Linked DNA regions of Homo sapiens: region 1 is linked to region 2. A link is a loop called in an ENCODE intact Hi-C map of the cell type or tissue named here. Cell type or tissue: OCI-LY7. All regions are shown on one strand.

Region 1 (8,000 bases), 67 kb after region 2:
CTGCTCCCCTGACTCAGAGGGAACCCAGGCTGGATGCTGCAGAGAAAGATTCCAAAGGCCCTTTCTTTTCCATACTGAACACTTGTTTCTCCTTGGCCAGAGCACAGGTGCCCTTTTGTCAGGATTTGGGTCGGGGGTGGGGGGCATGAAGGCAAGGGGTTGGTGGATCGGGGTGCTTACGTATTGGCTGGGACTCCGGAAGAAGTGGCAGGCGCAGAGGACCTGGCAGCACTGGGGGTCGCGCTGGTGCAGCAGCAGCAGCAGCAGGATGGCCATGATGAACACTGTGGATGAGGCTGCCTTCCCCCAAGAGGCACCGTCAGGGGGCAGCCTGGACCCAGCATGTGCAGGCCCATCTCCTCACCAGATTGGAATTCACTCCAGAAGCTGGTGTAGGAATGACCTGGCTGGTACTGATACCAGCTTGACAAGCAAGGCAAACTGAGGTGCAGGCAGCTCCCTTTTTGCTACGGCATCAAGTCCCTGGGGCAGAGATTTGTGAGGGGGAGCAGAGTAGCCCTGTCCCTTCCCTGCCTGCAGCCCAGGGGGTGATGTGTGTAAGGGAGATTTTACAGAGACACAAAGGGAGGGGATGGAGCAGATACCCTGAGAAACTGGATCTGAGGAGGCAGGAAAGGACCCAAGAGCCCAGCTCAACAGCTCCTGGTGCCCAGCCCCTCTTGTTACCAAAGATTGTGGCATCATAGGACCTGGCACAGGGAAGGGACCAGAGGGATCAAAGACCAGCCATGTGCAGCATACTTCTCAAGTCTTGGCTGGGGAGGGCTGTTGCTTGAGGTGACCCTATAGATGAAGAATCTGGGCTTTGCCTACAGTGAGGGGCCAAAGGTGCCTCTGCCCCACCCCTGGGACACGGAATGGCAGTAGGTACTCACTGGTGGCCACGACTATGGCCAGGAGGCTGTTGTCCATGGTGATGTCTGCACACGGAGAAGCAGTGGCAGGGGATGCCAAGAAAGGGCATCAGTCTTGAGGGCAGCCAGCAGGGCCACAGGGCTGACCCTCCCCGAGGTGCCACACCCCTCCCTGGGAACCCTGGCCCAGAGGAACAGCTTCATTCAGAGCAGGGGCATCTGTAAGCAGCTTTCCAGGAGCTCAGCCTCTCCTGCCTCTGCAGGCCTGGCAGCTATGAGTGTCCCACTACAACCTTCAGAGCAGGGGTTGGGGGGAACAGGCCCTGCTTCTGCTGAACCTGACAGCCAGTGGGACTCCAACTCGCCCAGATCTCTGCACTTCTCAGTCCCAGATCCCTCCCAGCCCCATTGCCCACCTCCACTTCCCATTGGCTCAGATAACTGGGCTCTGGATGTTAATTGGCTGTCTTCTGGTCTTGGCTTCCACCTCTAACAGAACCGTGGTGTCCATGGTTGCCCTGGAAACTGGGTACGCCAGGCCATGAAATACAAAAGCCTCTCTGCCCAGGCTCTCCTCCTCCCTCCAAAGCAGTTATTGTGCAGCTCTGGGGGCCCAGCCTGCCTTTGGCCGCTCCCCGCCCCCACTCTGTGTCCTGCCTGGCCCAAATCCTGATTTTGACCCCAGTGGCCCAGCCAGGAGTGGATTTCAAAGAAACCTCAAAAAACCCAAGCCTCCAGGCTGAGCTAACCCTACAGAAAGGTGGGGGATAGAGAACACTGTCTGCCAGGAACTCAGGCAGCAAAGCTGAGCTCTCACCTCAGTGACCTGGACAGGGGAGAGAATGGGAGAGGAGCACCTCCACCCCCAAATCTGCCCTCTGAACCTGTCAGGAGGAGTCCTGGAGGCTGGTCCTGGGTCCTGCAGTGCTTCCAACTCAGTGGGGCCAAGACAGGCCTGCCAGAGCAGCAGGGGTGGGGTTACGCTTCCCTAGTTCTGCCTGCCTGCTTGTTAGAAAGGCCTGAGGAGCTTTAAAAGCATACCACTGTGGGTTGCCACCTCAGACCGTTAAATCAGAATCCTCTGTCAGGATCACGACTCACTTGAGTTGAAGAATGTAAACTCCAAATGTTTACAGCAGGTGACAATAATGGGGAACTACGACCTGATCTAATATGGTGGAGAAGGACAGGGATGCGGCGAGTGCATGTGTTACCTAAGATTTTTTTTTTTTTTTAATGGTACTTTGAGGCCAGGAGTAGTGGCTGATGCCTGTCATCCCAACGCTTTGGGAGGTTGGAGCGGGAGGACTGCTTGAGGCCAGGAGTTTGAGACCAGCCTGGGCAACATGGAGAGACCCCTGTTCTGCCAATAAATAAATAAATAAAATAAATAAATAAATAAATAAATAAATAAAGAATGCATGCATGCCAGGCATGGTCGTGCACATCTGTGACCCTAGCTACTTAGGAGGATCACTTGCGCTCAGGAGGTCAAGGCTGCAGTGAGCTATGATCGTGATCGTGCCTGGACAACAGAGCCAGACCCTGTCTCTAAAAATACTACTACTACTTTGAAAACCGTTGTGCTAGCCTAACACAGCACAGCCATAGCCCAGGTTAAACCCACAGGCTAGTTTGTGAGCTCTTGGCCAGCAGAGTCTAAGTGTTCTAATATTTACTGCCTGTGCCTAATATGCTGAACCTAGTTGTTAATTTTTCCTCCTTATTGACCTGAGAGTTGATATTGGGAAACAAAAACCACAACATTCTGGAGAACCAGGGTACAGCTTCAGATGTTCACTAAAACAGGAGCCAGAAAAAACGAATTATCTTAGCCTCTGAACCTAAGTACCTTTTCCTTCGAATTCTTGCCATTAGCTCCTTCCTGCTTACCTGCCCAGCCAGGCTCTTATGCGAGCCGGAGAGTGTAGTGACTGAGTGGCTCTGGAGGCTTCCTGCCTCTTTCTGAAGGCTGCTGCCACCATCAAATAGTTAGCTGTGACTTTGGGCTCGTCATTTCACAGCTCTAAGCCTCAGTTTTCTGATCTGCTAAATGATGATAATAAAAATGCCTCCCTCCAAGAGTTGTAAGGATTGAGATACTACAGGCATGGTTAGCACCACGGCAGCTGACAAAAACCCCAGTGCTGTTATCGGTTGGTTGTCAGGAGTGCCCCCTCCTGGCAACTAGGAGAACTTGACATGTGGCAGCCTGGGCAGGAATTTGTTCCCCAAGCTGAGCTCAGTGTGGCTGGCTGATAGGGTGACTTTAGAGGTCTAGAAACCTTCACCCTTGCTCCCACATTAAGCAAGCTGTGAAGGACTGATACCGAGCTCCGGCTGTCAATGGTAGGAGAGTGGGAGGGGGAGAGGAGGCTTGGGAAAGGGAGGGAGGATGGACAACCCTTTTCAACATGAGTCCTAGGACAGTGACGAGGGACCTAGGCTGCTGCTGCTCCTGCCCCGAAAAGAAAAAGCTCCAATCATAACGACCAGGCCATGGCTGGGATTGCCTCTGTTGAAGGTGCCCCATGTGGCAGGGCCAGTCTTCTAGGATGGACCCTGCTAAGGCCAAGGATAGAGAAGCCAGCACCTGCTGCAGCCTGGCCTGGTGGTGGGGGTGGGAGTGCTGGGTCAGGGCTCTCAAACTAAGCTCAGGTCCTGCTGGTCCCCTGGCTTGCTGGGTGGCAAAGAAGAAGTCTTTGAGCCTCTCTGGGCCTGTTTACCCCTCAGAAAAAGGAGCTGGATTAGATGTTTTTTGAGACAGGGTCTCACTCTGTCACCCAGGCTGGAGTGCAGTGGTGCAATTTTGGCTCACTGCAGCTTCAAACTCCTGCTTCAGCCTCCTGAGTAGCTGGGACTACAGATGTGCGCCACCACGCCTGGCTAATTAAAAAAAAATTCTTGTAGAGACGAGGTCTCACTGTTTCCCAGGCTGGTCCCAAACTCCTGGGCTGAGGTAATCTTCCTGCCTCAGCCTCCCAGTGTTGAGATGACAGGCGTGAACCCCTGCACCCAGGCTAGATGGGTTCTTGAGTCCCTCTGGGTGGATTCTAAACTGTTCTTAATCTGGAGGAATGAGATCTTTACCTTCTCAAGGCTACCAAAGTACCAGCTAAGACTTCTGGAGAAGGCCCAATGAATGGTGATGGCTTCCTGACACCCAGGAGGAAAAACACAGAGCCCAGAGTAGAGAGATAGAGATATATTTCTTCTGTTGCATATTTCAGACTTCACGCTGAGCTTCAGGCACAATTACTCCAGGTTCTTCTGAGAGTCTTGACAGAGTCTTCTTCCCACGCTGCTCATGTGACCTCACTTCCAGTGCACACCTGGAAACTCTGCATGGGTCTCAGTGGGCCCTGACCCTGCCTTTCCCATCCAGGGGCAGGGTATGCTGGAAAGCCCTGGAGCCGCCCCACCCCACTTCTAGGGTCCCCTGGCTACAAAAGAACTGTCCTGCTAGAGCCCAGCTCTGCAGCGCCCCCGATATCACCTGTTCTTCGGGCCTTAGAGCCTGGCAGGGCACTTGCAGCCCTGTGGAGCCTCAGCCACGAGCACCACAGGCCCAGAATGGGGCATGAGGCCCTGGAGAGTGAGGCAGGCCCAGCCTCGTGCAGAACAATAGCAGGTGGGCTCAGCAAGCCCCTGCTCCCCACAGACATGGCCCACTTCCTGGGGCTGCTCTGAGCCCTATTGCACATCTTCTGTTCTAGTTTCTCTCCCAACCACCCATTTTCCTTTTTAAATTAAAAAAAAAAAAAAAAAAAGAAAAAAAAGAAATTCAAACTAGACAGGAAGGTGAGGAAGAGCTGGGTGTGGAATGCTGCTGGTGCCCTTCTCGCGTTCCCGCCAGCCCTCTGATCCCCAACAGAGACATCAGCAGTAGTTCATACTGTGTCCACCTTCCCTGCCGTCTGTGTGGGTTCTTGATGGCTGAAATGGGTGTGCAGCCTGGGCCTCTGGTTCTTGCCTGTGGGAGGGGACACCCCTCCACTGTCTGTAAGGTGCAATTTCCCGGGTCCTCCACGGGTACTGGCTGGGGCCCTGCTACCTGAGTCGCCCGTCTGCTTTGACAGGCCCCAGCTCTGATTTGGGGTCGGGGGACAGAGAGCTCCAGCTGGTCAGTCTGCAGGGCTCCAGGGAGGGGCAGGGAGAGGGGCCTATGGCACACAGTCCAGCCACGGACCAGAAGCTGCTCAGTTCCCTGTCTGTCCAGGCCTCGAGCGCAGGGCCTGTGAGCTGTGTGTGCCGCTGGGCAGCCTCCTCCGCGAGCTCCGGCTGAGGCAGGTTCAGGATGCTACTCAGGCCCTGGAAACTCTGCTCCATGTACTCGTTGTGGGGTGGCCCTGCGTGCAGCCAGCTGGCATCATCTGTGGGTGCAGAGCAGGCAGTAAGCACACCCCCTGCAACAGACTCCGTGGAGGCCAGACCCAGGAGTTGGGTCTGGGTACCCCAGTTCCTGTCACAGCCCTACTTCTGAGTCACAGCTTGCTGAATGACCTTGGGCTAATCCAAGGGACTTTCTGTGCCTATAAAACTGAGTTTTATAAAATCAAGGCAGTAAGCCTTAGATTCCCAACTTTAGGATGCAGTAAAGCAGTGGGTTCAAGGCACTTTAGAAAAGGGAACAGTCTGGTTTGTGTCCCATACCCTTTCTTGACCATCATTGGTGGCTCCTAGAGCCCTCAGAAGCCTGTACTCGGGCACTTCAGCTCTTCATGCACAGACAATGGCCAGCTTTGTCCCCTTGGCTTAGAGCACCTCCTCTGACTTTGTCCTTGAGGCGCAGCCCCTGTCCCTACCTGCTGTGCATTGTTGCCATTCTTCCCTTGACTGGGAGGTCCAGGTGTGCGGGGGACACAGCTTGCCTGCCCTGGATCTGCTGCAGCCCCACCAGCACCCCCTCCTCCTCTAGGGTACCCCACCTCTTAACCACCTTCTTGTGATAGGACGTGGTGGGGGAAGGAAACACCTACCAATTGATCACCTCCTGCATACCGGCCACTTTCCCTCCAGAGGCTCATCCCTCATAGCTCCCAGGGGGAGTTACTTATACTAGGCCCTCCCTTGCAGGAAATTTGCCCAGCCTGTGTCTCTGTTCAGAGCCTGCTCCCTTAGCCTCAGCCAAATGGGCAGAGAGCCACATGACCCTGCCCACCTGGCCAGACAGTGGACTGGGATAGCCAATCAGATTTGCTGTCCCAAGAATGTGAAACCTGGGGACTAAAAGTCTCTGGTCAGTGTCTGTTGCACTGAGAGGCCATGGATGGGGAGCCAGAGCCTGAGGCCAATGCATAGAGACAGGACAGGATGAGGAACAAGATAGCCCCAGAGAGATGGAGAAAGCACCTCTGGTTCACAGTGAGGCCTGAGACATTTCCTAGCTTTGTGAAGGAGACCTCTGCATTCTTCCAGTCTTCTCCCCTTTTTAACTCAAGCTAGGTTGAGTGGATTTGTGTTGCATGAACCAGGAGGTCCCTGATAGGTGTACTATTCCAGCTTCACGTGCTAAGACTGAGGCCCAGGAAGGCCAGGTAACTTCCAAGGACAAAAAGCCAATGAACTTGTGAGAGTTATGTTCCAAACCAAGTGTGCATGACTGTAAAGCTCCCTTTTCCACCACACTGCAGTGCAGGACCCTGCATGCTACAGGAAAGAAGATGAAGGCCCCAGCCCTTCCATGCTTCCCTGACTCTAGGGATGGGAGTCAGCTCTGATGGTTGGCTTCTTGAGGTCACCTCTCTGGCGAGTCCTATTCTGTCTGGCTTCTGGGCCTCATTTGAGAACTGCACGCTTACCTTTCCTGAGAGGTAGTTTGCGGTTGAAGGTCAAGGGCAGCACAAGGAAGCGGGTCTCACCCAGCGGTTCCCAGAACTGAAGGAGTCGAACAGTCCAGGGCCCTGGCCGCAGGGGCCGGCTCAGTGGGGGCTTGTATTGCGTGACCTCAGTCTCCGTATCTACTGTGATGTCATAAGATGTGGCCACCACATAGGTTGGGTCGATCCAGACCACTGTGGCTGTGAGGTTGGGGCCCCGGGCCCAGCGCTGCACGGCCACAGGCTCGTCCAGCGGCCCCAGTAACCCCCCAAAGTTCCGGAAAAGACGCTCTTTGGGGTCCCAATCAGTGCCAACCTGTAGAGAGAGAGGCAGCTGGGCAGGAGTGTGGGGGAAAGGTCCTTCTCCCTCCTCTGAAGCTGCCTCTCACTGTGTAATCTCAGGCCAGTCACTGTCTCTTTCTGGGCCTCAGTTTCCCCATCTGCAAAATGAAGGGGTCAGACTAGGAGACCTTTAATATCTCTCCCAGCTCTGAGATTCGTTCTAGGCTTCCATTCTGACTGCTAGGCAGTGGAGGTCAGTCCCCCTTATTGGGGACAATACGGCAGGGATGAGGTTCAAAGTCCTGCCCAGAGACCATTCCCACATGAAGCCAAAGCCTCTGAGAAAGAGACTATGAGGAGGGGCCAGGCGCGGTGGCTTGCGCTTGTATTCCCAGCACTCTGGGAGGCCGAGGCGGGTGGATCACAAGGTCAGGAGATCGAGATCATCCTGGTCAACATGGTGAAACCCCGTCTCTATTAAAAATACAAAAAAAAAAATTAGCTGGGCGTGGTGGCGCGCGCCTGTAGTCCCAGCTACGCGGGAGGCTGAGGTAGGAGAATCGCTTGAACCTGGGAGGCAGAGGTTGCAGTGAGCCGAGATTGTGCCACTGCGACAGAGTGAGACTGTCTCAAAAAAAAAAAAAAAAAGACTATGAGGAGCCACTCAGAAGTGTAGTTTCATGGCCCAACTCGAATGTCCCTGCCCCTCTAGGCGAAATCTCTGTAGTCTGGAAGATTGGGCTTGTGTTGTAGTGGAACTGATAATTCCCTCCCTGCTCCCTGCATGTCCTCTGCATACCCCAACCAGGAGGTGCTCCTCAGTGTGCACAGGCTGGGGGGTGACACAGGATGTCTGCATGGGGGCATCACCATGGCTGCCATGACTGGGAAAAATAACCTTACCCCTCCCTTGGTGTCTGTCCCTCTCTTCCCACTACCCCAAGTCTGGGTGGGGGTTGGGAGAAAGCAAGTGGGGGACCTGTCCCACCTCCAGACTCTGGAGCCGGCTGGCCTGGTCACTGCG
Region 2 (8,000 bases):
CTCCAGCAGCCCCACCTTTGCTTAGGTAGTTTACCCTGCTGGAACCTTCTCCCTCCTACTCCCCAGACACAGTTACTATACTGTGGGCCTTGGGGTCACTGTAAGAATGGGCCAAGCCATCATTACACAAGCATTCCTGTAAAATAGCTCACCACTAGGACAGGTTGCTCACTGACCCATGCAATGGGATGAACATGTCCTTGGCATCAAACTGTGTGTTAAGCATTTTCTTATGGGACCTCATTTAACCCTCACAATGCACTATTTATACATAAGAAAAGTCAAGGCCAGGCGTGTGGCTCACACCTGTAATCCCAGCACTTTGGGAGGTGGCTGAGGCAGGCAGGTAACTTAAGCTCAGGAGTTCAAGACCAGCCTGGGCAACATGGCAAAACACCATCTCTACAAAAAAATACAAAAATTAGTTGGGTGTAGTGACGCAGGCCTGTAGTCCCAGCTACTGGGGAGGCTGAGATAGGAGGATCACTCAAGAGTTCGAGGCTGTAGTGAGCTGTGATCGTGCCACTGCACTCAGCCTAGGTGACAGAGCGAGACCTTGTCTCCACCAAAAAAAGAAAGAAAGAAAAAAAAAGTCAAGTTTAACTTAAGTAAAAAAACTACTCAGCTAGAAAGTGGTTCATTTGAATCCAGATCTGCCTGGCTCCAAAGTTTCATCTGTAGATTGAAGTAAAATAGAGGCCGGGATCAGCAGCTCACCCCTATAATCCCAGCACTTGAGGCCAAGGCAGGAGGATGGCTTGAGGCAGGGGTTTGAGACCAACCTGGGCAATACTTCATAACCCCATCTCTACAAAAAATTTTAAAATGATCTGGGTATGGTGGCACTTGCCTGTAGTCCTAGCTACTTGGGAGGCTGAGATGGGAGGAATGCTTGAGCCCAGAAGTTTGAGATTATAGCAAGCTATGATGGCACCAGGGTTCACAACGATTGAAGCACAAGTGAGATTTCACGGAAGTACAAAGGCTTCAAACTGCAGACCTAACCTTTCAGGGATCAGGTTCTAACCCCAGGCTCTTTGGGAAGTCTCCCCCTCCCATTTCCACAAACCAGATTCCTCCTGCTTTGATTGACATCTTTAATGGCACTGCAAACTTTCTGCCTTGAATCAGTGTGTCTATGGACTTCCCCTGTAGACTCCTTCTAGAAAAACAGCTCTGTCAATGAAAACAAACTCATTCATCTTTTTATTACCTTTACATGCTTCACAGTACACTGCAGCAATGTACAGCATTCAAAGCAGAGGAGGGTAACTAAAACAGATGTGTACCATTCACTGATTCCAGCAGCCAAGTTCATAGTTATTTTCTACTGTTACATTTAGACTGGAGGATCCCCAGTGGAATGCATAGGGATATCGTTACCAAATCATTCATAAATCATGTTTTGGAAATTATGGGAAGAGTCTATTTCTTGTAACTATTTATGGTTACCACCCATAACACTTCCAGGCTTAATACAAGGCGCTTGTATAGAAACAGCATTTTGTAGTTTTCCATGTGTGTGTAAACTGTTGGTCACAAGAACAGAAAAATAGCTCAGCAGCTGTCTGAGCTATGTGATGTATGCAAAATGTGTCAAGCCCAGAGAGACATGAGACTTCAGTCATGCTCCTTCCTTCCCAGGGACAATTGTTTAAAGGCATTTTGCTCCTAACTAGCTGCTTTACCCATTACTTTCATGTTAACAAAATTTGTGATACAAAGAACAAAGTATAATGAATCAATAGCTTATATCATTTTAATGTACATTCTTGGTAAATCACTTAGGAACTGTCTCTTCTTTTCATTTATTTATTTATTTAGAGACAGAGTCTCGCTCTGTCGCCCAGGTTGGAGTGCAGTGGCACAATCTCGGCTCACTGCAACCTTCTCCTCCCGGGTTTAAGCGATTCTCCTGCCTCAGCCTCCCAAGTAGCTGAAACTACAGGCGCCCGCCACCATGCCCAGCTAATTTTGTATTTTTAGTAGAGACAGGGTTTCACCATATTGGCCAGGCTGGTCTCGAACTCCTGACCTTGTGATCTGCCTGCCTCGGCCTCCCAAAGTGCCGGGATTACAGGTGTGAGCCACTGCACCCAGCCTTCTTTTCTTTTAAAAACCCACTTGTAACTGCTGCTCATCAGATCATATAATCAGGGCAACTTGAGTCTATGCTCCCGGTTGCAGTCTGCAAACATGGCCCAAATAAATCTCTCTACTTATATTACTTTGGCCTCAGATTTTTCCCTTAGGTCCACAGTCTTATATGATCATAGCCATCCCCATGGAGGGTGGTCCACAAAGCCCCCTTACCCCTCTGTCCCCACCATCAGCACCAAGTCACTGGATCCCCAGCTCTGAGCACCACACCTAATTCTGAGAGGCTTTAGCCACTGATCTCTCTGCCTTCCCAGCTCTGAGTGTTCTCAACACCCTGGATGCAGCTGCCTCATAGGCAGCCCCAGGCCAGCTTTAGGGCAGGTCTGGGGGAAGCCTGCTCAGCCCAGGTTTCTCCTTGAATTCCTTCCTTGGAGGTTCACTGAAGCCCCAGACTAAGCCATCCACCTTCTTTGGGGAAGGAGGCACATAGATAGGGGGAAGGAGTTGGTCGTGAGGAGTTCTGGAGAGCAAAGGACAGCTTTTTCTTTCCTTCTGGGGAGAAAGACTCTGGGCCGGGCGTGGTGGCTCACGCCTGTAATCCCAGCACTTTAGGAGGCTGAGGCAGGTGGATTACTTGAGTTCAGGAGTTTGAGACTAGTCTGACCAACATGGTGAAACCCCATCTCCACTAAAAATACAAAATTAGCTGGGCGGGTGGCGCACACCGGTAATCCCAGCTACTTGGGAGGCTGAGGCAGGAGAACTGCTTGAACCCAGGAGGCGGAGGTTACAGTGACCTGAGATCATGCCATTGCACTCCAGCCTGGGGCAACAAGAGCGAAATTCCACCTCAAATAAAAAAAAAAGAAAAAGAGAAAGACTCTGAACAGCCCTGCGTCAAACGGAGAGGAGGACGTCCAGCAGACCCAAGGACTGGACATGTAGCTGGGTGGAAGTCACCATCTTGGCAATCAGCTAGGAGAAATAATTGGGTTCCAGAAAGAGGCCACCAATCAGGGGATCCTCTCCTACTTTCAAATCAGTCAGAATTCCCACCCAGACACCAGTCAAGGGTTTCCAGGGATCAGCCCTGCCTCAAAGGAAAGGCTGAGAACAAGAGCAAGCTTGTTTTATTCATCAGCCCAACAACACAGCAAGAAGGTAGTAAGTAATGAACTAACTAGCTCAGAGGTTAGATAACATGCCCGAGGTCATACAACCAACAGGGAGAGGACCCAGGGCTGTCATCCAGGATAGTCTAACTTCAAAGCCCTTGCTCTTTTCTCTCAGGCAAAACCAGGGTCTGGTAAGTAATAGGCCTGGGTGTTGGGCAACAGGAAAGCAGGCTGTGTGTGAGCAGATCGGAGAAAACAGAGGACGAAAGTCCAAGCGCATTCCTCACCATGGCACTTGCAACACCGAATAGTGCTCACCTTGATTTATTTCTCCTCCTACGAGGCTGCAAGTTCCTGGCAGGGTGAGGACTGAGTTCTGTGGCCTCTATATGCACAGCATGTGCTAGCATGACGCAGAATCTGTTCTCAGGAATGTTTGCTGATGGTTTCAGCCCTGAGGCTTCTTTTTTCATTTTTATTTTTATTTTTTTGAGATGAAGTCTTTCTCTGTCACCCAGACTGGAGTGCAGTGGTGCAATCTCAGCTCAGTGCAACCTCCGCTTCCCAGGTTCAAGTAATTCTCCTGCCTCAGCCTCCCAAGTAGCTGGGATTACAGGCATGTGCCACCACGCCAGGCTAATTTTATATTTTTAGTAGAGATGGGGTTTCTCCATGTTGGCCAGTCTGATCTAACTCCTGACCTCAAGTGATCCGCCCACCTCAGCCTCCCAAAGTGCTGGGATTACAGGCATAAGCCACCATGCTTGGCCTTTATTTTTATTTATTTATTTTTGACATGGAGTCTCCCTCTGTCACCCAGGCTGGAGTGCAGAGGTGCAGTCTTGGCTCACTACAACCACCGCCTCCCAGGTTGGAGCAATTCTCCTGCCTCAGACACCCTAGTAGCTGGTATTACAGGCACATGCCACCACGCCCGGCTGATTTTTGTATTTTTAGTAGAAACGGGGTTTCACCATGTTGGCCAAACCGGTCTCCTGACTTCAAGTGATCTGCCTGCCTGGGCTTCCCAAAGTGCTGGGATTACAGGCATGAGCCACCCACCCAGCCTTTATTTTTATTTTTTGAGTCTAGGTTTTGCTCTGCTGCTCAGGCTAGAGTGCAGTGGCATGATGACGGCTCAATGCAGCCTTGAACTCCTGGGCTCAAGTGATCCTACCACCTCTGCTTTCCAAAGTGCTGAGATTACAGGCATAAACCACCTTGCCTGGCCTGAGCCCTGAGGCTTCTGAAGGGGAAAGTAGGAGAGAAATCAGGTAAAACCATCACAGTCAGACAATAAGGGTGCAGGCACAAGGGAGTGGAAGGGGCAGAAAGAAAGTAGGCCAAACACTCAGAAAATCATCTGTCTGGATAAATGAGTCTCCTCCTGACACAGCAATAAGAATTTCTCTGAAGCTTGGTGCTCTCAGAGGTCCCAGGGCTGTAGCAGGTAAGTGACCTGTTTTGTTTATAGATAAAAAAAAGTCAAAGGTCAGAAATGTTGCCATGTGGCCTGATTTATTACTTATTTATTGGTTTGTTTGTTTGTTTTCTATTGGGCAGCCTCCTGAGCCAGAGTAGGCTGAGAGACTTCCCCTGTGGCCTGATTTAGTGTGATAAAATATGTACACTTTGGGAAGTAACTTTCCTCAGAGTCCTCCCAGCCTGAGGGGGCAGCCATGAGTCCAGAGGAGAGGCTTAAGAGACTAGGGGGTCAGGGGAGGGCCGAACTTGTCTAGGGAGACCCTGGGAAGTAGTGAGTGACTTCCCAGGGTCACTGGGAAGAGGACCCCACTGTCCTCATCTCAATCCCATCTACTGACCAGCCTTGATCCACTTAGTTTTCTCAGCAAATTAGGCAGAGTGATGTTAAGGCATTGCATGCTTTCTAGCATTCAGAAATCAGCAAGTTCAGAAAGTGTGATCTTGGAGTTCTAGCCAAAAAGGAGTCTGCATGTCCCTCCAACTCTTCCTACTTAGCCTTTTTAAAAACAAAAACAAATCTAGTTCTCTGAGACACAGCTTTGTTCTGACTTCTCCCTTTTCCATGTCCAGGCCCACACCCCATCTGATGTTGCTGAAAGTGCTGTCCTGACCATAGACTTAGTATCTGGCCGAGTTGAGTGGTAGGACAGGCTCAGTAGTGCACAGGGCTCCCCAGTGGTGCTGCTGAAGCTAACAGCCCTGATAACATGAGTGGCAGCCTGCTCTCTGTGTCTCAAGCACTTTCACATTTGCCATCTCACGGGGTCCTCCCAAGGACTGGTCACACCGGGAAGGCAGCTTTACTTACTGTGCTGCTGCAGAGGCAGTGAAGCTACTGGGAACTGAAATCCTCTGCCTGCCAGCTTCCATCCCACCCCTTGCACTGAGGACAGAAGGAAATAGGCCCAGGAGTAGGCAGCAAAGAATTAAAGCCATGTTAGTGAGCAGCTGATGAGGAGACAGGAGACTGCTAAGTTTAGTGGCCTGGGTCGGGGAGACTGGGGCTGATCCCCAAGTTTGCCCATGAAGGGGTTCCAACTCAGAGGCAGTGTCCTGGGGGTACAGCCCAGGCCTTGGCCCTTGCCCCTCCCCATCGGAATATTCTCCTTAAAGCCCACACTCCTTGCCCTCTGTGCCCATAAAGGAGAAGGAATCGAGAGTCTTGGACCAGAACTCGAAGTCACTGCAGCCACCAACCAAAGCCCCCTCCCCACCCAAGTCCACCAGGCCAAGCCAGCTTTTCCTATTGCCTAGGTGCTGGCGGGGGGCGGGGGAGGGGCGGGTACCTTCCCCCCAGTGCACTCGTCCAGAGGTGGGGCTTCCGAAGCTCGCCGGGACCTCCAAGTTCCTCTCCCGGGGAACTGCCCCGCCCCCTCTCTTCCCGCGGGGGGCCAGTACCTGAGGAAGCGGACACCCTGCAACCTGGCTTCCTGCCAACTCCGAGAGAGGGCGGCCCGGGCCCCCAGCACCCCCGAGCTCCCGGCGCACAGCCTCCCCAGGCGCAGCATCCCGACGTAGACAGCCATGGCTCGCTTTGCCCTGCGTCCCGGCCCGAGTAAACTTTTAAAGTGAGCCGGGGCGGGGCGGGCGCGCAGCGGGCGGGGAGGCGGGGAGGGTGGCCTCTGCCTATGGGGTGCGGCGGATTCGGTCTCCGCCGGCGGGGCGGGGCGGGGCGCGGCGGCGGCGACTTCGCGCGGGGCCACCTTCCCCTCCGACCCCGCGGCCCTCCCCCTCCCACCCTCGAAGAATAGCCCTGGTTTCCTCTGGATCCGAAGGCCCCAGCTGCAGTCCGAAACAGATCTTCCTCGCGACCATCCTCAGGGGCCTGGATGTTAGAAGCGCAAAAATTTGTTGATTTCCTAGAGGGAGAGCCAGCAGCACATCCGTGAGGGGCCAGATGGCAAGGTCAAGATCCATCCATCCCCTGCCCCCTCGGGTCACGTGCTGGCCCCGCTACTTGCGAGCCGGGGGCCAAAGGAGCAGGCGCGAAGCGTCCTTGAGGCATGCCAGCTGGAGCAGAGGGCCCCGCGGGGTTGGGGAGGCAGCCAGAACAAAGGGTGTCGCGGGTGAGCCCCCTGCGGGCCCGCTGGCGCCAGAGTCCCAGCTGAGGCCAGATGTCAGCTTCAGAAGGAACACCAGTTGTACCCCATCTCACAGGAGGCATCCTCCCATCCCTCCTCGGCGCCTCTGCCTTGACCTTCTGCACAGGGTTGGGGGCCGGACACGTAAGGTGGCCTCAGGGACTGGGACCTGTGTATTTCATCCTCCATCTGCCTGTCTTGGGGCCTGTGGCACAGTTCCCTGTGCTGCCCCAGGTGTGAATGGAAAGCAACCCTATGCCCCTCCTTAGGGTTCCTGAGGCCCAGGGGTGAGTGGGGTACTAAGACCTGGGCAGAGCTGCGGGACAGAGAAGGTGATAGCTCTGGTCCTGGCTAGGAAAAGTGGCACTGGGCACCAAAGAGTAGCACAGTTTATACCTGTTCCAGGTCCACACTGCCTCGGCCTAGCCATGACTCTTCCTCTAGAGAAGGAGCTGGAGAAGAATGGGGCAAAGGCCCTGGCAGTGTGACCTCCCCTCTCCTGACTGGAGGAGATGAAGTAAACCCTGCCAGGCAGAAGGGGTGGCTGAGAGTGGAGCCTGGCCTGAGGTGACCTTTGCCCTTATCTGGGAACTCTGGCTCCACTTGGGTCATGAGAAGGAGTCCATGCTGGGCCTCTTTATGATCTTGAGCGTGACCTCAAATCCTCCCTGGAACCCCGGTTCCTAGGGAGGGTCCCCACACTTCAGTTTCTGTGGGGTTGGGGCAGGAAGAGACAGAGGAACAAAGAGATCACCGGAGGCTGGGCCTGCAAGGGTGTGCTTTCCTAATTAGACTAACTGTCTTTGATAGCGGACCAGGGAATGTGGAGGGCTGGGGCATTCACAAGTCTGGGTTCCCAGCCGTGGCTGGCAGGCTTAGCCTCTAGCATGCTGGGTGACCCTGGGTAAACCACTGTCCCTCTCTTGGCCTATGAAGTGTGGGGTGGGTACTGATCTTGTAGGTCCTTCCACTCTTCTGGCTAGTTTGAGGGTCAGTCCTAGAGTGGGAGAGAAGTGAGTTCCTCCTTGAACTTTGCTCCAGCCTCGGCTTTTCAAGACACTGGGCTTTCCTGACTCTTCCTAGGTGCACAGGCCGTGGCATCATAGCCATCAGTTTCAGGGTATCTTGTACATGCCAGGCTCTTCAAGGACATTTTCTCTGACCCTCACAAACACCCTGCAAGGAACAGGCATGGCTTGGAATGTGTCTTTGTTTTTAT

Evidence for each region. Hi-C counts contacts between places; a loop is a spot of excess contacts. Peaks named below come from ENCODE experiments on the same cell type or tissue, not always from the same donor. Only the 100,000 strongest peaks of a DNase experiment are listed, where the experiment ranks them.
Region 1: it touches region 2 in a loop (7-fold over the local background); 5 of 110 quality-filtered maps call a loop at or near these places.

The regions. Positions count from the first base shown.
Region 1 is chr17:50,357,217-50,365,216 of GRCh38, reverse strand. XYLT2 (xylosyltransferase 2) reads right to left here. Exons shown (of 11, transcript NM_022167.4): 9 at 7,965-8,000; 10 at 6,677-7,010; 11 at 4,032-5,248. The coding sequence ends at 4,926. Among named protein-coding and RNA genes, the nearest start is that of MRPL27, 12 kb to the left of the region's middle. In OCI-LY7, CTCF peaks have their summits at 2,852 and 3,061 (motif pointing left); a DNase peak (open chromatin) is centred at 3,036; H3K27ac peaks cover 551 bases.
Region 2 is chr17:50,424,488-50,432,487 of GRCh38, reverse strand. It overlaps ACSF2 (acyl-CoA synthetase family member 2), which reads right to left and starts at 6,270. Exons shown (of 16, transcript NM_025149.6): 1 at 6,099-6,270. The coding sequence starts at 6,226. RefSeq lists enhancers at 543-1,238, 6,194-6,738 and a silencer at 6,138-6,457. In OCI-LY7, CTCF peaks have their summits at 4,682 and 4,882; DNase peaks (open chromatin) are centred at 4,887, 5,377, 6,237 and 6,647; H3K4me3 peaks cover 2,781 bases; H3K27ac peaks cover 2,103 bases.